Regions from separate parts of the Homo sapiens genome. Here all the other regions are linked to region 3. The links are chromatin loops, found by intact Hi-C in ENCODE. Cell type or tissue: heart left ventricle. All regions are shown on one strand.

Region 1 (8,000 bases), 1.0 Mb after region 3:
AGAAGAAGAATTCATCAATGATGGCAAATGTGCTGATCAGCAGCCTTCTCTAATGTAATCCCTAAACTAGGCTTTTTCCTTCTCTGAATCATACAAGCTTTAATATATATGAATCAGTCAGTAAATTATTAATAAGTCATGTCTTCTAGTTAGATTATAATTACATTGAAGGAAGATCTTATACCAGGTATTTTAAAATTTGCCTCTAACCCCTTGCTATAACAATTGGCATCCTTTGAATACCTCATAGAAATTTTAAAAATACGTAACACTTGGGATTCTAATCTCAGTTTGACTACACATTTTTTCATGTGACCACTGAGAGAATCAGCAGGTATTTATTGCAATCACTTTATCTGGATATAGAGAGAAAATGCAACTGCCGATAAAATGATAAACAAAAATACATAATCTCTTGGGCTGTTACTGAATCTATTCCATTTAATCCAGTTATTTTTCTTAGGTTGAAAAAATATTAAAATATAAGTGAAGTACCTTGGATGATAGGTCTCAGAGTTCCTCTGACAGCCCAACTCTCAGAAATCATGGTATCCTTTGTGAAAGTTCACAAAATATTAATCAGTTCCATCTCATTCACAATAATTCGCTATAAATGTTGGTCTGTTGTGTTTGGAATTTTATTTTGTTTATTAATGTTAAACTTAGAGTAAAGGAATAGAATGCAAAGTGATCATCGAGATCACTGGGGTTTATTCCTCAAAAGCTGCTATTTATGGCAAACATTGGTGTATTTGTACTTTAATACTCTTCTCTTGTTGATTCATTGTTCTCACTAGACTATGGGGAATACTAGACACCAAACCTTGAAAAATAATCATGAGATTAACACTAAAAACTGGGATATTTCAAGTAACAATTATTTTTCTAGAAATCTGAACAAAATAATGACTACCTGATTTTGGTAATAAAGTACAATGCACAGCCTATAGAATACCTAGTTGGATGCATAACATCTGAAAACTCCTACCTGATAAATTAAGATATATCTGAAGTGTTCCTATAGTTTGTCCATTATTAAAAATAGTGTATAAACATGTTTATTTCTTCATTTACCTGTCATATTTGTCCGTTTTTTTTTTAAAGAGTGCAAACCATGCACACTTACAGAAACATAATTCTTTAAGAACACCTCCTTTCCTAACAAGGCAAATCCATGTCTGGGGGTTACAAGGAAACTGAAAGTCACAGCAGCCATAGGACAGACACTGGCCATCTATTTTGATGTTACAATAGCTACAGTGGAGTTTAAGCTTTTCATGTTTGCCCAGAGTTAAAAGCAGAAATCAAGACAAGTTCAAGAAGGGAAGAAAATTATATACTGTATCACCATATGATATTTTGCTCCCTGACTCCAACCCCCTCAACCCTAGATTGAGTCTGGCGAAGGTAATCATTGTGAAGTTAAAGATTTAGAGAGAGAGAGAGAGGTGGAGAAATAGAGGGGTTGAAGATAAGTCAACAAGAATATTTTTCTTGTCAGCAGTAAAATGTATTTATGAATGCTTCATTGCCATTCTGATGGTGATAGAAGGAGGATTGCAGAAGTCACAATAATGACATAACTAAAGGAGCAAATTCAGTTTTCCCTCATTTCAGTAAATATCCCTCATTCATTTTATCCATCAGTTCTAGGAAAGCTCTCTTTTCAGAGCATTTGTTCTCGGCTCAGTGAAGCTGTACAGGTGGTACTGCCTCAGCAGGAAACTGTCTTCTTGCTGAGGGACCGCCAATTATTTGTAGTGAAACTAAAACAGAGGAATAAATATTACATGTTGATGGATGCTTGTCAGGAAAGGGAGTGAGGTACTTTCAATGGGGCTTGTCAGACACAAAAACCTTCAGCAAATCTGCATTTTCAATGGCAAAGTGGCTAGAATTTTCCAGCTGCTTCACTGGTGAACCTCAAGATTTATCTCATAAATTTAAATTATAGATGACATAGCACTGGAATGGAAATAGATGACACCTTTAAAAATAAATCTAGTGCAACATTTGGGAAAAGGAATCACACATTTAAAAGGGAAAAAAGAAAGTTCCAATGTGCCAAAACAGAGCTTTTATTTGTTGTCCTATTTACTATTCTCTGTCTAAAATTAGCATCTCTCTTACTTTTCCTCTTTAGTCCCCTGTACACGACATGCTGTGGAGGAGCTAAGAAAGTTTTGTGCAATTCAAGGAGTAAGCTGGGTTGCAACTATAACAAAAAGCTTGCCAAGGTTGGGAGCCAAACTGGCAAGGTTTTCTGTTGTGTCAGCGTTTAAGTATTATTGCAATGTTATCGTATCACTGAAGAAAGGGGAACATAGAAACAGCAGAGCCAAATGCTAAGGAACATTTGAAGGAAAGCGTGTACCTAGCTTCAATAGAGAGTTTGACTGTATTAGACGGGGCTTAACTTTAATAGGAACCAGTCAATTCAACTTTAATTTGATCATATGAAATAGTGTTTTTAAAAATTTATTCCAGCAGATCTTGATTCCAGCAGTCTTTCCAAATCAGATGATGGTGAAGAATAATAAAGAATATAGGTCTGAAAACCGGCAACATCAGATCAAGACTTGCTTGCATTATAAGCAAATTTCCACTGGCCAGAGCAGGGAGAATAATTTTCTCCTGGAGGGAAATTTGAGAGCAATAAATTTGAGGATTTTCCCCCTTTCATGATGTTATTCACATGTCCAGGTAAAAGTCAATTAAAATTTGGAACATTTGTCATAAGAAACCACAATAGAACTCATGATTTGAGCAACAATTAAACCAAAATCGTAAGAGTCAATTGAGAAAAACACACAAATGAGAGCACCAGCTAGAAGCAAAATGAGTTAAATCCAAGCCATAACCTGTTATTAACATAAAAATGTTTATTGAGGGGGGAACAAGTGTAGCAACATTTTGATCATCCCTTGCAAGATATTATGAATGTCAGGCTGCACTAGATTAGAAGCTTTTATTTCTATTTTTATTTTTTAGCACTACGTAAAAAGCAGAAGAAACACACAGAAAAAAAAGAGCTCTTCCTGAGATAACTTTTCTCACCACCATTGATCATTTCTGTTCTTCTTTTCAGGTCAGGCATGGAAGTACTCATGTTTGGCTCAGAGGTTGTTAAAATTGAAGTGGTTAATTTAAGAGCTTTGCTCAGGTTCACTATTTGCCTCACTTGATTTCTAATTGCTTGTAGTTAGAAGGAGTCAAATATATTCTCACCTAGTGATCAGTTTTGGTTTTCAAGTGACACTCTGCATGTGGAGCTCAGAAAAACCAAACACCTACAGGAATGTGTTGAAGAAACCAGATAGCAAGGCCGCCAAGTGACTCAGACTCTGCTTCCATTCCCTAGGGTTTATCAACTTTGTTAATGGGGCATATGTGCTGAGAATTATATAACATTAAACATGGGGAACATTTCCTGGAAAAAATTTCCATTCTTCCTCAAAGCCAATGCATTGAGAGGTCTAGTGTCCAGGTAAAACACCACCCTCTAGTGTACATCTCTAAATAATATTGCTGTGACTCCTCTGATGATAATGGTTATGACAGTTGAGAATATTAAAACAAGTATTACAATGAGGATCATCTTCTATTAATATGCAGAATGGAGCACATGCAAAGACTAAATGCATAATGAGTGATCAAAATAATTGTTGATTTTCACTCAAAATGAAGCAAATTGTTGACTAAATGAAATAATTCAACACTGACTTAAAAAAAGACAAAGCTCATTAGTTTTAGGAGTATTTATTGAGTATATAGTGTGGGATATATGTTGTTCTACGACTGAACAAAGACAATAGTCATTTACGCTGAAAAATGGAAGAAAACTATTCTAAGAGGCGAATGCAGGATACATGAGGGATCCCCACGACGCCTGTTTTTTGGAAAATAATATAAATTGCTGGGATCAAGGTGATATTTGATTACCTAAAGAACACTAAAATGTGATAACAGAAACATAAAAATGTTTCTTGGAAATCCTCAATGTAATTGCCAAATAAAGTGTAAATTCTCCTGTTCCATAAGGAGAAAAACTAATGGACACATGTCTAGATTAAAAGCTTTTTTTGATGTCATATAGCCAGATTCCAAGTGAATCAAAGGAGTAGATGGAACAGCTGAAAGTATTCTACACCTGGCACGAAGAGTGTTGAAAAATCCTATAAAGACATTTTTGTCATTGCTCCTTCTCTCTTTGTACAGAGCTCAAAGAAATTTAACTCTTTTGTCAAAAATATCTGCAGCTCCTTTCTACACTCATGAATCTCTCAGAAAAATTTTTTTTCTTAATCATTTCTGATCTAAACTGTTGGATGTAGAATTGGCCTCTGCATAAAAGTGTGAAGTATTTAAGTGGTAAAATTCTGCCCATAGAACACACAGTGTAACAAATTCATACATATTTTCTCAAATAATATTTTCAAAATGCATTACTGAAATTCCTTCTTTGGTATTTTCCAATGGAATCAGAAAAAGTTTAGGATTTCCATCTACCAAAAAAATCATTGCTCATCAATGTAATCTTTTAGCTATCAGCAAGTTATTTACACTTTTGCTATGAGCGAATCTTTTCTCATATACCCACAATGGTGATCTAACTGCTTCAAAACATTTTTGGAAGTAGTTGGAATTTAATTAAATACTTATGTATGTATGCATGTATGCACTCTAAGTTTTCATGTGTACATATAGTAAACATCAGCTAAATACAATGTACTTAGGTTTAAAAAAAATCCCCTAAAGGAAAAAGATAGTAAAATTGCCCTAGAATTTGTCTTATTTTTACAGCTAAGAAAGAAATCCAATTCATTAACACCCTGACTCTGATTCTAACTAGGTATAGGAGTTGAGAAAAATAACTTTTCTTCAAAGATCACAGATTCCCAGTTCATATAATGTGTAGTAGGATGGAATAATGGCACAAGTCCCTCTACATGGTAATAGTCTATGACTAGTAAGTCTTAGTAGTTTGGCTCTCTAATTAATATTAAAATATAATATTATATTATTTGGGGAAATTTTAGATTAACATTGATTATAATCAATGCCAAAAAAAAATCAGAAAGAAAGACCTTTAAATAATTCCGTCTAGTGCTGGTGCCTTCCTCTCTTGGTCTAATGCTGTGTAAGCACAGCAGTTAGCAGGGCAAGATGAGAAATGAGGCTGCCTGGATTGGAATCCCAACTCTAATATTACTAGTTACTTGGCCTTAGTTACTTAACTTCTCTGTGCCTTATATTTCTTACCAGTAATGAGGGCATAAAAATAGCACGTCTTCTGCTTTGTAAGGTTGTTTTGAGGATCAAGTGAAATTAACATATAAAGCTTTTAGCACAGTTTACATAAATCGGTAATTCAACAAGTTTTTTTTACTATTAGTAATATTCTAACAAAGAATAAAGAAAACAATGACAAGAGGAAAAACACTCCAATTTTTATTTTAACAGAATGTTTGAAGAAAAGCTGATTTTTAAAATCCACATCAAATGGTTAATGATCTCCAGTTATGTCTCTACAATTGGCATCATCAGTGATTAGGAATACAGGTAGCATCTGCCAAAGCACTAGTTTGTGCTATGAGAAAGAGCATGTTTGAACCATGGGTAGTTTCAGTGAGATATAGCTAAGCTGCTAGAAATGGGTAATGTGTATTGAATGTAGGTAGGAGGGCATCCGCTGTGAAGGCATTCTTTCTCACTGGGTTTTCAAAAGCACATCAATAAGAATGAACAAATAGCCATGCAAGCATCTGCTACCATACATATGGAATGAAGGTAGACAGAAAGGCACATTATAACTGTGGTGAACGTAGCAACCTACCACAGGAAAACTGTATTATTTAGTTAACCCAACAATATACTTTGACAGGTTCTTTAAAAAATAAACTAAACTCCACATTCTGAAATTTATCAAATGATTTTCTTCAAATAAATATCCATGCTGTGTTTCAATATTCTTTAAGCCTTGACATTTATGTTGAGTTATAAACTTGCTATGAAAATGGGAACCTGGATTCCTCTGAATGAAAGTCTTTTGGTGAATTGATAAACAATTCTCACTGCAGTTTAATAGATTATCTCTAAATTTCAAGTCCAAATGTCAGAGCTGGAGATGGTAAAGACTGAAATAGTAGAGGTTTTGTTGATGCTTTCTATCCTATTATTGTTTTTATAAAGGTTTTTGTTCCAAATGAATACAACACATCATATAGTCTCTAGTTAGCACTGGCAGGAAAAAAAAATGAATTTGAAGGGTTCAAAGAGACTAAATAGACAGAGAATATGATCTAAGGATATCAGCTTCTATATATGTATTTAATGTATTTAGTAGTGTGTATAAAATGAAGTGGGCTTTGAGTAGAGTGCATTATCTATAAAGAGTGCAAAAACACTCTGAAATTAAATTCATATTTTGCGAACTCTGACAGAAATTAAGAACTGAGGCCAAACTGACACTACTTAGCAATCAACAAGAGTTGTCCATGTATTCATCGGCTGTACTGGGCACATTTAGCACAATTGATCAGGCTAACTTTGAGAAAGATCATAAGGATATAAAGACTCCTTCGAAGCAGTAGGAAAACGAATAGCTGAATGGAGAAAATTGTACCACACATCTTCTTGTCCTATTACTGTTAACGCCAGCAGTCACAATCAGTAGTTTATTGTATAGGGCAATCTTGTTGATTAGAAACTGGATTCAAGTTTATCAAAATGAAATGGCATGTAACTCATCCCTTCTATTCCTACAGAAATAACTTATGCATCTTGATAGTCACTTTTATTTGTAGAACTATATTATGTAATAAGAATTGGCTTTGGCAATGTGTATAGTGCCTTGTCAATCACTTCTGCCATTCATTTCTTGAAGAAAGTAGAAAACAAATCAGCAAAAGAAGTCTCACTTTCTGTAGCAAAAAAAAAGTGATTTTTATGCTACTTTTATTAGAAAGGCTTGAAATATTTGTCTTGAGATCCAATTGCTTTGTCATATTATTTGGACTATCTTGATGTGGGCACTTTGTTAAAGGCCCCTATGTATAGTTGTTAATTTAATGATCTAAAATAAACAGACTTAAGAAGAGGAATAACATTTCCAGAATTAGCCAGGAAGTCACTAGGTGGAAAAACAATGCAAAACCAAGAAGTTTTAAGTTCATCTCTAGCCACTAACTCCTTTCTCTGGCATGTAACATCAGCTCATTTCCCCTAGTCCTGACCCAAATAGGTGAGGATAAACAAAGTTAGTTGCTTAGCAACAGGACTGCTGAGCAAAGAGGTAGAATTTGCTTTAATGTTGCTTCTTCGGCTGATCATTCAAGGTCCTTGCAGATCATGCAACTTCTAAAACCAGCAACTCTCCAGAAATACTGACTTAGGTCAAGAATAATGTTTATAATCATATACTGAATAGAAAGGCATGTAAATAGCAACAATTTAAATAATTATTATTAAATTAACATTTTTTGAGGTCTCTGATAGTTTTAAGTGTTTTATACATGTTAACTCATACAAAATGGAGAAAATATGAAAATTATATATTGAATATAAATTCAAGAGAACACTTAATATATGCATATATCAAAAATATACTATATCTATTCAAAAAATTAAAAAATATAGTTACTAGGTGGGCGCATGAGGCAAGGAATAACGAAGACATTAACAAATGTGTATGTACTTTGTTTAAAAATATATCTATGAATACTTTATTGATGTGAACTTTTCTTTCGAAGATCTTAAAACACTTTATTTCCTTTTTCAACTTCTCTGAGAATTGAATACAGTACCTGTAAGTTTGCCCTTGTACAAAAAGTAAAAAGAGAAAGTGTAAAGATCATAAAGTCATTGCCTCTGCTTAAAGCAGAAAGATTAGTCATGTAACTAGCTCAGGAGCTTTAGTTAAATTTTCCACTTTTACACTGGATGGTGTGTGTGTGTGTGTGTGTGTGTGTGTGAAATTTCAGCATCACAACTCAACTAGT
Region 2 (8,000 bases), 1.3 Mb after region 3:
CAGAATTTCTGCTCAAGAGCTCAGAAGAGCCAAGAATTGCATTCTTCCTAGAGAAGGCTCTTGCAAAGTTTCTGCTGAATTGAGCTTTACATGCGGGTGGAAAACCTACTGTAAGGGATGTGGTTGCATTAATTATAAGATTTCAATTTGACAGTTTAATTAGGAAAAGGAGAGTTAGTGTAGGGCTTGCAGAATTCATGATGAATCACATACTCCAACAGACTTCATTTTCATATTTCAATTACACACATTTCTAACTGATGAACAGCAACATAGCATTTTCTGTTTAATAAATGTGATATCTGTTGGAATTGATAACATTAGTTCAGTAATTACAGAGCCATTATTGTCAGGCTTTTAAAAAATATGGAAAGAGGCCTTAGTTATTAAAGTTTAGCAACGACACAAAACTACATTTTGAAATGTTTCTACTAAAGAGCTTTTTAACAGCGCATTAGCTATCCCTTATAGATAGAAGGGTAAAATTCAATAGCAGGTATTTGCATGAGATCAATTTTGATCTAAGCACACCTTATTTGATTCCCAGACACACCACTGCAGTTATAATGTTCTTTCTACATCTTTATTCAGAATTCAGACCAAAAAACAGGGGAGTAGGACTCAATTGGTTGAATAACATAATTTAGTACAGGATCATGCTAAGATTCTGATATTTGCTTGAAATGATTATAATAAAATGTAAAAAAACCACATTTTTTTATAAATCTAAAGACAAGTGTGGATTCCAAGAGGAATAAGCTTTAAGTAACTCAGTCAAAACACGTACAAACTTATAAGTTTTTTTCCCAGAGTGCTTGCTTTGAGTTCTGGGAACCAATGTTGAAAGCTGGATGTGCTCATAGATGCATTATTGTCTTTGCATGGGTTATTACCAAACAGAAGTTCATTAAATCAAATACAGATGTCAGCTTCCTCCGGGACTAGGAAAAAGATCACGCCCTACAGTAAACACAACTGCATACACTGGATGTGAAGCACACTTCTGTTGTTTTAATTACTTCAAAATTTGTTCATAATGATCTTTTCGTAAACAATATCTTGAGTTCTATCCACCTGAACGATGAGCTACATGTTTACTCACGTACCAGGAAAGTCCTAATGATAATTTGCTTAGGGAAGCACATTCATATGTTTGTGTATGTTATGTATATTTGCATAGGTATCACAAATATTTCTAAACATTCTTGTCACAGAAGACAGAGTTTAAAAATAGTCTTGCAACATAATGTCACTTACTGTATGTTAGAATTGTACACATAAAGGGTTTGTGTCTTACATTCTCAAAAAATAAGTCATACTTCTTTCTATTATTGGTAACTCACTTCCATTAGCTTCCAGGAGACCTTGGTAGTACTGAACATTTTATTGATTGTTTCAGAATGTTAAATAAGATAATGACCACAAAGAGATTAGCATAGTGCCCAGCACATTGCTCAATAAATGGTAGCTATGATTACCATTAGCAAACCTGAGATTCTGGTACAAAAATTAAATAATACAAAAGTATAAACCCACAAAAATGATAATAAAACCAAACAGGTTTGAGATTTATTTCAAATTTAAAAAGAAAAATTGTAAAGGAATCACATGTCTATCCCCAAATGGCACACTAGCAAGAAAATATTTAAATATAGCTTCTTAGATCCTGACTTGACACAAATTACAGCTTGAAAAGTTGACATTTTCAGGATTTAGAATTGCTCTGCCCAGCCACGTAGTGGCAATATACAGACACAAACAAGAGAATCAGAAAAGAATACAGTTTAAGAGCTAGAGATTTCCACTTTCTCTCATTTTATAAATAACTGAAACCCAGAAAAACTAATCTTTTGCATAATCACAACAGCTAAGAGTATCAGACTAGACAGTATTTTAGCATAGTGAGTTATCCACTTTAGTCACAGTTGTCAAAGTATCACACAGAACCCTTGGACAACCAAAACCATTTCAGGGAGTGCATAAGGTCAAAACTAGTTTTCTAATAATCTTAAGACATTATTTTCTATACCTTCTATTGATATTTACACTTACGGTTCAAAAGAAATGGTGTTTAAAACTTTTGGCAACTTGGAATAAAGCCGGTGGCACCAAACTGTACGAGTAGTCATTGCATTTTTCACTGCCACACTCTCACTACGGAAGGCAAATAAACTAAAAAGCCATTGTCATTACATTCCGACCCTTGAGTCTGCATGTTTTTAATATTCTGCATGACAAAATGGGAAGTACACTCAAAGCACTTCTGCATATTGAAGGGCACTGGTTGTCTCCAGGGAAAGCACTATGTGATTGTTTGAATTTCCTCTCACCTAACCACTTTCCTTCATGAAATAGAATTTTTACTTGAAATAACAAACTTTGATTATCCATATTTGCTTATTTGGAAGACATTTTCTTGAAAAATGACAGATGTGACCCTGTTACACCAGGAAAAATACCTGGGCAGTCTTTTTGTTTTTTGTTTTTTCCAAATGCAAAATTTAAACTTTCAGGCAGAAATTAGAATTTTAGAAAATCTTTGATGGTGACAGTTTCCCAATATTTAAAAACTTTTTTGATAAATTGTTGGTCATGTTAATGAATGTGATTTATTGATATTGTATAATGAAATGTGCCAAATTTTGGTAGAAATGCGTATCTTAGCCAATAATTTCCAAATCTTGAATATATAATGCTATAAAATCACGCATGGACAAAAGATAAATTTAAAGTATAAGATAGATCAATGGATTTTAATGTACAGAGTATGAGAAGTTCTTGCAATGGTTTCAGATTCTACCTTTAAAAATTATTACCACGTGTTGAGTTTTGGAATAGTATCAAAGAAGAATATCCATAATAATCTGAAAATGTGATTAAAATATCCTTCCCTTTTCTAACTATGTATGTGTATGAGACTAGATTTTTTCATATTCTTTAACCAAAACAATGTGTAACAACAGACTGAATGCACAAATAGATATGAGAATCCATCTCTTTTCTATTAAACCATACATTAAAGATATTTATAAATATGTAGAACAATGCAATTCTTTGTATTAAATGTGTTTTTGAAAATATACATATATTTCAAAAAATATGTTACTTTGTATTTACATACAGTAATAACTTTAAAATTATTTTTAAATGAATTAATAGTTTTAAACTTTCCTAACTGTAACTTCTCATATGCTATATATTTGTATATATTACTCAAGAAAAAGGTGTTTTGGTCCTAAATAATTTTTAAGAGTGTAAAACCGTTCTGAGTCCTAAAAGGATTTTTTTTTTTTTTTTTTTTGAGAGGAGTCTCGCTCTGTCGCCCAGGCTGGAGTGCAGTAGCACGATCTCTGCTCACTGCAAACTCCGCCTCCCAGGTTCACGCCATTCTCCTGCCTCAGCCTCCCAAGTAGCTGGGACTACAGATGCCTGCCACCACGCTTGGCTAATTTTTTGTATTTTTAGTAGAGACGGGGTTTCACCATGTTAGCCAGGATGGTCTCAATCTCCTGACTTCGTGATTCACCTGCCTCAGCCTCCCAAAGCGCTGAGATTACAGGCGTGAGCCACCACGCCCAGCCCTGAGTCCTAAAAGTTCGAGAACCATTGTACTATATTATCTAATGGAGATGACAAATGGATTTCAGGTAGAATACAATCTTGGATCAATTGGTGTGACTGACTGGATTTGGTAGGGAAGAACTTGGAAGCCATGTTTTGAGTTATGAAGACAGAAAATGAGAAAATTTGGTATTGAAGCCACATTTTACCCAAGAACACACTGTGGGACATTACAGATTTTTCAGGATAATTCAATATCCTACCCATATTCCTCCTTCCTCATAGTGCCAAGCAAAGTAGAAGACTAGTAAATGTTTACGCATTTAACTGAGTCTCATTTTTAAAATCATGCCAATAACTTTTTTCACAAATGCTGACACAAGGTAGGGGGATAATGGTTATTATTCTAGGAAGCAAGTGTCAAAAAAAAAGTCTTAAGGTAGAGAGAATAAGAAGTATAATTACATAGGTTGCATTATTTTTAAGGGAACAGAATAAATTCCTTTCTATAAATAAAACATTTTCCCCTCATAGTTACTACCTGAATTCACTTTTATAAATAGTGATATGGCCTTTTGTTCTACCATGAAAATGTCAAAATACAAATAGTCAAAGGAAAAATAGCATTCACAATTTATTCAAATTCACAATAAATTAAAAATGATTGATATTATCTAGGTTTTGAAGTGACATAATTAAATGGAAATAATAGGGTAGTAGACCTCAGATGAAAGACATGCAGCAGATGGTGTGAGGAGACACTAAGTGTAAAAATTGGAGGTTCAAAAGAAAACTTTATTTTATAATTTGATGTAAAGCCAGTCATGTTTTGGGATTCCTGTAGAACCAAAAAACTTAAAAACTAAAAAATTTGAATTATGTATTTTTCAGCCCATACACAATACTGTACTACATAGAATGAAAATCTACTAAATAAAAATCATAATTGGCCCAGAAACTAAATCTAGATTTTGGCCTACTGGACTCCTACATGACATTTAACACACTATCAAGTTACTGGTGTGCATGTCCTGTATGCAGACTTTCAACAAGATTTCCTTCTTGCAATGGAAGGAAAGAAGGCAGAACTTTAAATAATCCGTGATGGCTCAGCATAATGGAAAAAGTACTAGAGTAGAAATAAGTTAACTTGGGTTCAACCCAACCCTCATAATTGTTATCTCTGTGACTTTGGATGAGTGTTTTGTGCTCTGTGGGACTCAGTTTTCCCGTAAGAAAAAGGATCTAATGATCTTTTTTTGAAATATAAAATGCAATAGTCTTAAATTTAATTATTTAGATAGGAAATTAAAATTTCTGTCACAGACATTATTTTTAGCATGTCTCACTGGAATTTTGTAGAACAATATTTCCTTCAAGGAAAATCAGAATACAGAATATTAAAAGCATTTTAATGAGACAAATTATATGAGGAGAAAAATCTATATTTAAGCAACTCTTTTGTTTATCTCAATTTTTCATTAACTAGTTAAGAGCATATATTCTTTCATCAGCTTTCTCCAGCAATGCCCAAAGGACTACTACCTGAATGATATAAAAAATGTTTTAAAGAGTTTAAAATGGGGATTTGTTTCTATCAAAATCCATCTCTAGCCATTTCCTGAGGGAATTTTAAGAGTTCAAGATGTCAAAATCCTTTATTTCCCAGCCATTATACAAAATATGTAACTGTACAGAATGAAAATTTACTCTTTTCCTCCTTTTTTTTATTTTTTATTTTTATTTTTTTAATTTGAGATGGAGTCTCGCTCTGTCGCCCAGGCTGGAGTACAGTGGCGTGATCTCTGCTCACTGCAAGCTCCGCCTCCCGGGTTCACGCCATTCTCCTGCCTCAGCCTCCCGAGTAGCTGGGACTACAGGCGCCCGCCACCACGCCCGTATTTTTAGTAGAGACAGGGTTTCACGGTGTTAGCCAGGATGGTCTCCATCTCCTGACCTCGTGATCCACCCGCCTTGGCCTCCCAAAGTGCTGGGATTACAGACGCGAGCCACTGCGCCCGGCCCTTTTTCTCCTTTTATTACTTCAAGAAATGCTGAAAATAAATTTTAAATGTGGTAGTGTTTGTCATTTTAAGTCTGTTGACAACTATGTTTGGTCACATTTTCCCCCCAGTGTTTGTTGGAATAGAATTCCAATTCTAGAGTCACTTTAGAGTGGAAAGAGCAATTTTTTAAATATAAAAGTTAATACCAAATGCTTAACTCTCAATAGCTGTTAAAGTCTCCTTCCTTTTTAAAGAATGTGCTGTATCAATATAGCTTCAATATTCTTTACCAATAACAACTACATGCAAGGTTTCACTAGACCACCAAAATCAGCAGTCACCTAAATTCTCTACCTGGGCTAAGTGTGTCAGTAACTAGCTCTAATCCTCCCACTTACTTTCAACTTTTTCTTTTCATTTGGAACTCTGACATACATTGATATATGTATGATTTTTTTCTTAAGCCCTTCGAAAAAACTAACAACAGGTAATTAAACACCAAATAACAGGGGAATGGCCATCAGATTATCCCGATTACAGTAGCTTTATTTGGAGTAACTTTCCCTCTTACTTGCCAAAGGCTGTGTAGCTAATAGGATTATTGATGTGGAACAGGAAATGGAGAACAGTTGTCAAGGTGGGGCATTTTTTTTAACCCAGGTAATCAACAAAGATTCATATGTTGGTCATGTTGGTCTTCATACAGAATAGTTCACAATAAGAATACTTCAGATTATAACATTTGCTCTGCATGCAGTAGTACAGACAGGCCATTGCCTCTGAGTGATGGGATCATCACTCACCTTGGGCAGAGGGCAGAGGGATGACTTTGAGAAGATAAAGTCTGGATCTGGGCTGGTTACCACCTGTTCTGGGTAGCCTGCTTGCTCTGACCAGTCTATACATTAATTCATACACATAATAATGAACATAATGGTCTCCAGTCTTAATTTGTTTCATGCTACTGTTTTCTCCCCTCACTTTATTGAAGTATAATTGACAAATAAAAACTGTATATATTTAAGCTGTAGAATATGGTTGTTTTGACACACTTACCTATTGTGAAGTGATTACCACAATCAAGCTAAAATTAACACATCCATCACCTCTCATAGTTACCATTTGTGTGTGTGTGTGTGTGTGTGTGTTGGGGGGTGTTATATGTGGTGAGAACACTTACGGTCTACTCTCCTAGCAAATTTCAAGTATACAATACATTATTATTAACTCCTGTCATCATGCTGTACATTAGATCTCTAGAACTTATTCATCTTGTAACTAAAAGTTTGTACTGGCTGACGCTGTTTTTCTAATGACGTTATTTTCCTAATGAAGTTTTAAATTATTTTTTAAATTCCAGGAAAAGTATTTGTAACAAATATAGAAGTTCTCTAAAGTTTTGCTGTCCTTTAAAATACAAGTCAAGGATCAATTATCAAAACAAAGTCATTCTGTTAATCAGTTTACAAAGGTGCGAATTGTTTGTCAGAATACAATGCCAGGGAGGCTGCTTTGTTTAATGACAACCCTAACAGCAAGAATCCCTGGGGCAGGAAGTAAGTAATCAAGAATCCATCTCTGAAACTTTTAAGAATGCTGGCAACAGTCTATTATAATGCATGGTTATGGGGAGACCTTGTACAGAGAACAATACACTGAAATAGACCAGACTTGTTACGAAACAATAAACTTAAATATAGCTTTGGACCTGACACAGCTAAGTAATTTTGCCTTCTAGGATCCAATTTAACACTCCGGGCTAAATATTTCAAACAGATTTTTTTTTTTTTTTTTTTTTTTTTGCTGTCCACATTGCATGCCTGAATGCATATATCATAATTACATTCTGGTGTGCAACTTCAGCAATGTGTGTAGGTCCACGCAGGGTCATGATGTCATTAAAACCCAACTAGAACTGCTGAGGAGATGTAAAGATTGTTTGATCAATCAGATATTTGAATGTATCGATGCACTCATCCTGTGTTAGAAGAGATAAAGGATACTAAAAATTTGTTATAATACATTCTGCAAATATAGCAACAGGATATTTATTGTATGCAAGTGAAATGTCAAATGAAGAGAGCCATATAATTTCAGAGGAAGGACAAGAGTGAAGCTGAACTACAGAATTGGGTTTGAACTGAGCTTCACAGGCTCAGTGAGGAAAAGTGGAGAGGGAGAGAATTGCATGTTACACAGCAGACAGCTCAGTCCAACACCTGCGCTGAAAATAGGGGTTCCTGAGAACGAGTAGTGGAAGATAAATCCAGAAAGGCAGGTTGAGAGCCAAGCTGGCCTTCCAAACAGGATTCTTATTTTTTCAGCAATGTCCCATGACTTTTGGAGAATGTTGTGAGGGTTACATGACGAGCATCATTTTCCCCAACACAGAGGTGGGGTCAGGAATGCTGGGAAGAGGTCAGGGTCACTCAG
Region 3 (8,000 bases):
AAAGATGTAACAATTATTGGTTATCCCTTCCTACAAACAGACTAGCTTAAATTTATCTTTTGGTGGAATTTCATTTGACACTGAAAACATACATGAAGCATTTTGAGTAGTTCTGGGGACTAAATCCACAGTAGTAAAATGCAAGTGATATCTTAGATTCAGCTTCATTATACTGTGACATAGGATATAAAATAGAATGGCTAGTCTCTGTTAACAAAGAAGTATTTTCTTGAAAAGAAAAAAGTAGCATTAAAATAACTTAACTGCATATATGCTAGGTTCAGATATAAGCATGTTGGTCTACTTGAGAACAAAATATAGACACGAATAATTATAGACCCTGATAATTGTGAAATACTGCATATGTGTGGGTGGGTGATAAAGAGGTGGGTGGGGAGATAGAAGCCAGATATGCAAGTTACCCATATCAAGTCCTCTATGCAAATTTTCATCTATTACAGATGCTTTTGAATTGGGAAAACTCCTACCCTTTCCCATAATTGTTCAGAAATCAAACATGACTGGATAGTTTTATTCAAAATTTTTACTGCCTCCGCCTGGAAATTAGACTATCAAACTATATTTAACCTAACCTTTTATAAGTCATCTCTACTCAGAGTTATCTCTCTCAGTATGTACTGAACACCCACATCAACAAAGTTGACGTATGGAAATGCTTCCAGAAAACAGGCTGCCCTTTTTATAGGTGGTGGTTTAGAAAAACACTAAAACTTAGTGTTACACTAAATCAAATATTAGTATTCAAAGGACTTTCATTAACTCTTGATGGCAAGTTCCTCTGTCAGCCATCTCTCTCCCTATAGCAAATAAATTTGTGTTGCTTACTTAGCTTGGTTAGATAAAATCAGATACTAGGTTTTAAAAGTATAGCTTTGAAGACTTAAAGCTCCAAAGGACAAAATGAACTTTTTTTCCATGGACAAAATATGAAGAACTCTGTTTATGGTTTTGCAATTTTGAGAAAGAATTGTGGTAACCATCTTGGGCTGCTGGGAATATCTACTTTGGTGGAGCTGAAATATATTCCACTCTGCTATGAACATTGTCTCTAGCCAAAAGAATGTGAGCCCGCAACACAAATCTCTGCGACAACTTTGGCCTGGAAAATGTATCAATTCTTTTTAAATTGATTTACACTGTAAAGAATTAAGGATGCTCATGTGAATTACTTTACATAAGTATTGCAGCTTGGGATTTTTTAAAAAAACAGTTTAACATTTAATCGTGTGAATATGAGGTAGTCCATGTGAAGGAACCTCCTTTCAAAAAGCTACTCTGTGTGTGATTGTGAGAGGGAGAAAAGAGTGTGTGTGAAGCAGAGAGAGAGAAGGGCCAACAGTGGAAGGACTGGAAGGGTCATTCCATTGATTTGAGGGGTAAGGGAAGTGATTAAGTGCAATTAAAACTCACAGAGAAAACTAAGAGTCAAATTAAGCACAACGAAATTAAGTGTTGAAAGGAACCGGGAGCTGAACAAAATGCTTAACCTTTGGCTGTTGTAATTCAGTTCCTTTCTGTCTAAGGCTGTCCCTCCTTTCTCATTTTCTGAAACCTCTATTAGAGGCAGCAGAGAATTAGATTCTTCCTTGTAATAGAAAAGAGTTTTAAAATTGTAGTACAGCTAAAATATGTAAATAAATATGTGTTTATATGTAAAAATATAAATTATCAGGTACTATTGAAAACAAAAAAAAGCCACATTCAGAGAAAATAATATGGCTTTTGACATTGATAACTTTTAGGGAAATCTAGCCCTATAATGGATGAATTTTGTGAAAAAAATGGGAAATAAGCAGTTATGTTTATTTTTGACAAGAATCATGTTCAGTGGATTCCCTGCTAAGCCATAGCAGTTGATACTTTGTACAAAATATGTATACATGTACATATTTTTTAGTTGCCTGGATGGAATTATGTGCTTGGTGATAATTACCTGAAGAAGTTCCCACAGTTAATGTCTACTTGAATAGTTAACATTCCAGAGAAAATTTAAGTGTCCTAAAAAGATAAAACTCTGCGCTGATCAATATGTAATGTATCTTCAAAGTTAACTATCTTTCAAGAAAGCTGACCAACAGTATCACGTGAATTTATCTTACTATTTAAATGAAAGGTTAGATTTTCAATGACAGTGATTAGCGGGTAGGATGAACATAAGCAAACAGTGTACGGGTGAATATTTCATAATCAGATCACTAATATATGCTAAATCACTATCATGTGAAAGCTAGTGGGTGGGGGGAGAGAGGGCACCAGCAAACATAAGAGACACAAAGTTGTGGTATAAATCAGTGACTTTTATACTAATCAGTGTTTTATTCTCACTGTCTCCTTAGACATATGGATATATAACTAGTTAACTAATACAGCTAAGTGATTAACGATAACAAATGGCTAAGCAGAAAAGTAAAAGTGGGCTAGGCAGACAGAATATTTTTAAAATATAAAAGCTTGTTATCTTTAAATATTTTATATCCTCCTGGTATTTTCTTTTGAAGATTAATTGCAATTTTGGACTTATTAAATTTACAGTCAGGCTTTCAGTTAACGTTTTAAGCTTTTTTAAAAAAATGATTTGTTTTATATGAAATAGTGTGAATTGTGAATTCAGAGCTTTTTAAAGGTTTGAACGTTTCCATAGATAAATGACAAGAGTCATTTCTATGATAAAGACATATCTGAAAACTACCACAAGGGGGCAGAAAGATACATCCTCTGACTACATAAAACAAAAATTATTTTTATATCCAAATTTAGGTAATTAGTATTATATGTACTAGTTAGTATTATATACATATATTTCTTAAAATATCTATAAGTATACAACTATACTATGAGTACATTATAAATACATGAAGCCTGTGTATCAATTGACTAGTTGTTCCTATGTGTATTAGGTTAACATTAGCATAAACCATATGGTTTATGTGAAAAAAGAAAAATTCTCAAATATCTAAGCTTATACTATAAATGCCTTCTTATGTCCCAAATGAACTGTGTGAAAACTAAATAAAAATTATATCACTGATAGAAGTGGAAACAAATGTAGCCTAAAACAATAAGGAAAGAATTTACCTCATTATTACAGAGCTCGCTGTCCTCTTAAAAAACAGGTATATAAGATTTAAGCTACTTGAAAAGTATTGATCTGAAAATTACACTTGGATTTCAATAAAGTAGAGTTTTATACCCGTTAATGGGATATTGAAGCACATATTTAGAGACTGTCATTTGTTTTTCAAAATACATTCTAAAATTATATTATAAAAAATAATATTGCTTACCCCAACTGACTGAGGGCAGATGGTGGCATGTTATGTAGGTGTTGCTGTTGCCAGCCAGTTACTGAACCAAGGTGAAGAGCGCTGGCGGTGTTAAACCCAGACAGAGATGACAGGTCTGCACTACTCAGAGAGTACTCTAGATTAAAGAATAAAACAACAAGGGAAAATATTAAATTTAGAAATTATCAAATGGTAAATAGAATAAACATTTTCAATTTCCAAAATATTCTATTAGGATTATCGTTATTATAGATATTTTTAATTTTGAGGGGAGGGGAGATAAAGCATCAGCGATAATTCTAATTTAAAAGGAATATACTATAAACCAAAAATAAGTATTCCACGAATGCTCTGAAGTAGCATAGTCCGCAATTCTAGTTTATTAGAACTACAATCTAGTATAAAGGTATGTACATATTTGATGATGTAGAAATGTTAAACAATCCTGAGAAAGTGAGCTTTTTATTACATCAAAGAAACAGCTCAATTTTCTTGAAAGTGTGTTTCTATTTTGAACTCAGGTTGCATAAATAAAACTTTCAGTCAGTTAAGAAAGAAAAATGTGGATATTCACTTTGTCTTAGTGAAGAATGGGTAATGCTGCAGTGCTGTGGACGGCGCAGGCCCTAAATAAAGCTTCCTAATAGAGTAAAAGATAACTTTTTCATCTTGATTTTCAATAAAAAGTATTTAGTGTACTAATTGCACATGACAAAGCTACTCACCGGTACCATATGTTGTTGAAATGGCTGATGGATATCCTCCCATTCCTTGTCCTGGTAAAGTAGGAGTTGCTACGGAAACCACTGGGGTAGCCAATGACTGAGCCGACTGGGAGTTATTTATCCTTTGATTCTTTTAAAATAAATAAAAAGACATTACTGATGAATTTTTTTAAAAGTTAAAAATATTAGATTTCAGTATTAGTTTTCCACATAAAGAGATAACTTGGTACAAATCTCATGAAATTAATCATTTAACATGTGTCTCTATGAACTCTGCCAACCCTATCATTTACAATCCTTCAAGAGACCAGCTGTTGCCATAGTAACCCATTACATCAGTATCTCCTAGGCAACTGAACTAGTAACAAGTACCATAGCTTTATTATGGGTAAAAACAGACTATGTTGAAAACTGATGAAATATGTATACTGTACTTCCATTGTTTCAGTTTTCATTCAAATGCAAATTAAAAAAAAATTAAAATCAACCATGGTAGTTTTTATGTTCAGTTCTACATACAGCAGAGAGCAAATGAGTAGGGGCTCATGTTATATTTTGACCAGCAGGTGGTGCTGTGACCACTTTGTTCAGATTCTTCTAAACTTCCCTCAAACTAGATGGCAAAGCAGCTAATGCGAATATTTAACTCATTACAGTAAAGAGATAAAAGATCCACCACATAAACTTAAAATCATGAGACTTTAATTCCCAGAAGAAGAAATATTTTAGTTTTATGTAATGAAAGAATATTTTTGTTTGAATTTTACTATAAATTGTCCTAAAATATTGAAAACAGAAAAAATATTGAAACAAAAAAAAAAACCTGACATTCTTTTCACCTGTGAGTGATGCCAGAAATTAATGGTATTTAAACATAATCAATGTTGACATACTGTGGTAACTTCCAATATCTTCCAATTTTATCAAAGCTACCACCTCTACCTAAAAGTAGCTTTGCACATGCCATTTGAGGGAAGCGCTCTCACCACTTACCAAAAGCAGGTCGACATCCTCAGACTGAGAGCATGCGGAAGGAGTTTTATTAATTAGTGTCCGTAAATATTTATAATTGGGCAAAATCTTTTCAACAAAAGGAAAAGCATCTTCCGATAGACACAACAGTTTAAACAGTTTTAAAACCCAGACTCCAAAGATAACTCCTTACAAAGACATTCTTTGTTTCCCTTAATGAGCTGTTTGTCTCAAATGTGAAGACAATCTACCCGGTTTTCAGCCCAGGTCAGTGTCTCAATGTTCATTATTTCATCACTTCATTTTGAAGGAAAAAAAAAGACTGTGCTTTGAAACCTCACTTGCTGGAGGAAGGGGAGCTACACACCTGGCTGCCAGAGAGGGACCTAACTGACCCATCACAGATTCCCTGGGACAGCATCAGTTTTAAGGGACCTGGAATAAATCTGTTGATAGAGATGGCCTGCCATGCACGGCCCACACTGCTTGGCTGTAGCCCTGTAGGAGGTTATATTTATTAGACCCAGTTTTTTTCTGAAGGGAATGTTGCATATTATGTGATGTTTTTGGTTGATATTCAAAATTAATCTGCACTGTGCCATAATAAACTAATCAGCTCACAGGACTGTTTTACCCTGAAGCTTGCCACAGAGCAGAGAAAGAAAAAAGAAATAAATGTGTTTGCAGAATGATCTAAATTTGTCTACCGAATCTTGGTTTTAAACGTTCTTGCTCTTAAGCAAAGCTAATTTGTAGAACACTGATGTAAGTCTCTTTGTTGTTGAATTTGGTCCCATAACATTATCTTCATCTTAGGCATGCAGACCCAGAAGAAAGAAAAATGACAGGGTCTGGGGATATAACCTCTATTTAAAATTTCTTATTTATTTATCTTCCTTAGAGGTGCTACAATTCTTTTTTGATGTAAAATATAACCTTTGTTCCTAAAATGCCTAGGATTTTAATTTGCTTTTGAGAGATAGCTATTTTCATGAAGTAAATGTATGGAAAGATGAATTGAGGCAGTGTGTAGGCATGCGATGTATTAGATATAATCATTGCAATACATCTAAGAAAGGATTTGCTAATTAACAGGAGAAAGTTCATTTAGAAATTGTGGAAAGTACTTTCTCATTGTCAGCGTGTTGAGGACATAAATATTGTAAAAATACTATGTTATAAAGTACCTCATTACCTATTATTACTCTGCTTATGGGACGTAGAGATTGACCGATGGTAGTGTCTGATTTTTTTCCAACTATAAATTGAAAGCCTTAAAAGAAAATGTTTTTCTTATCCTAGAACATCAGCCTAGTGAAGTTCACCAGATATATATATATATTTTTTTTACACGGAAAAGGGAAATGCAAACCAGTTACCAGAAATAATAGCTAAATACAAGCAAGGCTCTGTCAATGGCACTGTTATGTTAATTTTCTGGGAGAATGTTAAGTAATTCATCAAGTTAGACAAATATAAAAACAGCAAAACATATACAAAACATTATCAATATTTATTTAAAATGTAGTTTTGTATTACCACTGATGGCATCGTATTCTTGCTGCCTGGTGGAATAAGAACTCGGAGATCTGGTTTACGGTTATTCATTCCTAAATTCATTGGGGGAGGAGATTTTGCTTGCATATTCTTGTTCAAGTTACCAGGTGAGACCAGCAGACCTGGTGAGTTTCGGGGATTGCCATACCCGTTCCCTGTTAACAAAAAACAATAAAGCATTTAGGAAGAAATCTAGGTCAAATACGTTTCCGAAGAATACACAACATGAGAATAAAAACAAAAGCTTAATGGTAAGACGTACATTGCAAAACCATAGGATGACTGATTTGACCTCCATGGGACAAGTAACCCAATTAAGTATTCAATAGTCCTCTGAAGGAAGATTAAAAACTTTTTATGAGAAGAGAGCCAATATACATCAACTTGCTCAGAAGTCAGCATATACTTTTTTTCCTATCAAAAATATTCAGGAAGAAAGTCAGACAGTAGTTCAGGGTCTAAGAAAAGCACAGAACTGGTCTTGCACTTTAATTGACTAGCTTGGCGGAGGCCTGGCTGGCGTGACTCACTCTTTCAGTTCACTGGTTTGGGTTTTATTTTGTGTGTCTGTGTGTCCTTAAATGAAGAAAGGGCATACCAGCAAGACTGTAATTTCTAGGACAGGCAGGAGGAGGGGAAGCCGCTTACACATTTTGCTGTTCAGTTCCGCTTTTCTCTGAGTGAATTCTCTCTATGGTTTTTCTTCCATCTGCTTTGCCCTCCTTACTAAGTTCAGTGTACAACCCTTGCTTTCCTCCTCACACAGAACTTCAGAAAGCAAGACTCCTTCCCTGGAGCTGAAATGAAGTGATGATGCCTCCGCTAAAGTGCTGATTCACCAAGGCACAGGAATAGCCATTGAACTGGAAGACTGAAAGGGTTTTCTTAGGTCTCTGATGTTCAGTATCCTACTAACAGAAAAGTGGGTATCCCAAGGTCTGCGTTTTTCATATTTCAAAATATGACCAAGAGAGCTAGGGAGGAGTTGATTACAAATGCCAGCAGAGCTGGCATGACAGTGGACTCAGAAAGACATCTGCTGATTTCCTCCACTGCCTCTGAAGGGAGAATAAGAGAACTCAGCTACCTGATTCAACAATCCTTGCTAGAAACTAGACAGTTGTTTTCTGAAGCTTTCTAAAGGAGACAGTTAAACCTCATTGTTATTGCCATCATTACAAAACACAAGTATCTATTACCCCTGCATGAGTGAGATTGTGTGCTACCCAGTGAGGATGCAAAGACAAGGCCCCAGGCTTGAAAAGCTCTGAAATCTCTTTGTGGTAATCCAATACATACTCATGGAAAACATAAAGACCAATACAAGGCAGCGTAGGGTGAGGTGCCTGCAGAGTAATCCAGATTAAGTGTTATTGAGTTCCCGGGAGAGAAGAGGTGATCCAATAAAAGATTCACAGAAGAGGCAGGAATTGATGAGGGC

What was found. Peaks named below come from ENCODE experiments on the same cell type or tissue, not always from the same donor. Only the 100,000 strongest peaks of a DNase experiment are listed, where the experiment ranks them.
Region 1: it touches region 3 in a loop (4-fold over the local background); 18 of 110 quality-filtered maps call a loop at or near these places.
Region 2: a loop joins it to region 3, with 4 times the contacts of the local background. A loop is called at or near these places in 3 of 110 quality-filtered maps.

The regions. Positions count from the first base shown.
Region 1 is chr5:89,726,726-89,734,725 of GRCh38, forward strand. The region is part of intron 1 of LINC02161 (long intergenic non-protein coding RNA 2161); the gene reads left to right. Among named protein-coding and RNA genes, the nearest start is that of LINC02161, 150 kb to the left of the region's middle. In heart left ventricle, a CTCF peak has its summit at 3,484 (motif pointing left); no DNase peak of the experiment used is centred here.
Region 2 is chr5:89,981,190-89,989,189 of GRCh38, forward strand. No RefSeq gene overlaps it. Among named protein-coding and RNA genes, the nearest start is that of MIR3660, 32 kb to the right of the region's middle. In heart left ventricle, no CTCF peak of the experiment used is centred here; no DNase peak of the experiment used is centred here; H3K27ac peaks cover 1,236 bases.
Region 3 is chr5:88,725,188-88,733,187 of GRCh38, forward strand. It overlaps MEF2C (myocyte enhancer factor 2C), which reads right to left. Exons shown (of 11, transcript NM_002397.5): 7 at 6,542-6,714; 8 at 5,024-5,047; 9 at 4,031-4,160; 10 at 3,306-3,441. Among named protein-coding and RNA genes, the nearest start is that of GSCAR, 32 kb to the left of the region's middle. RefSeq lists enhancers at 6,966-7,015, 7,136-7,415. In heart left ventricle, CTCF peaks have their summits at 2,727 (motif pointing right), 4,577 (motif pointing right) and 7,179; a DNase peak (open chromatin) is centred at 7,084; H3K27ac peaks cover 1,830 bases.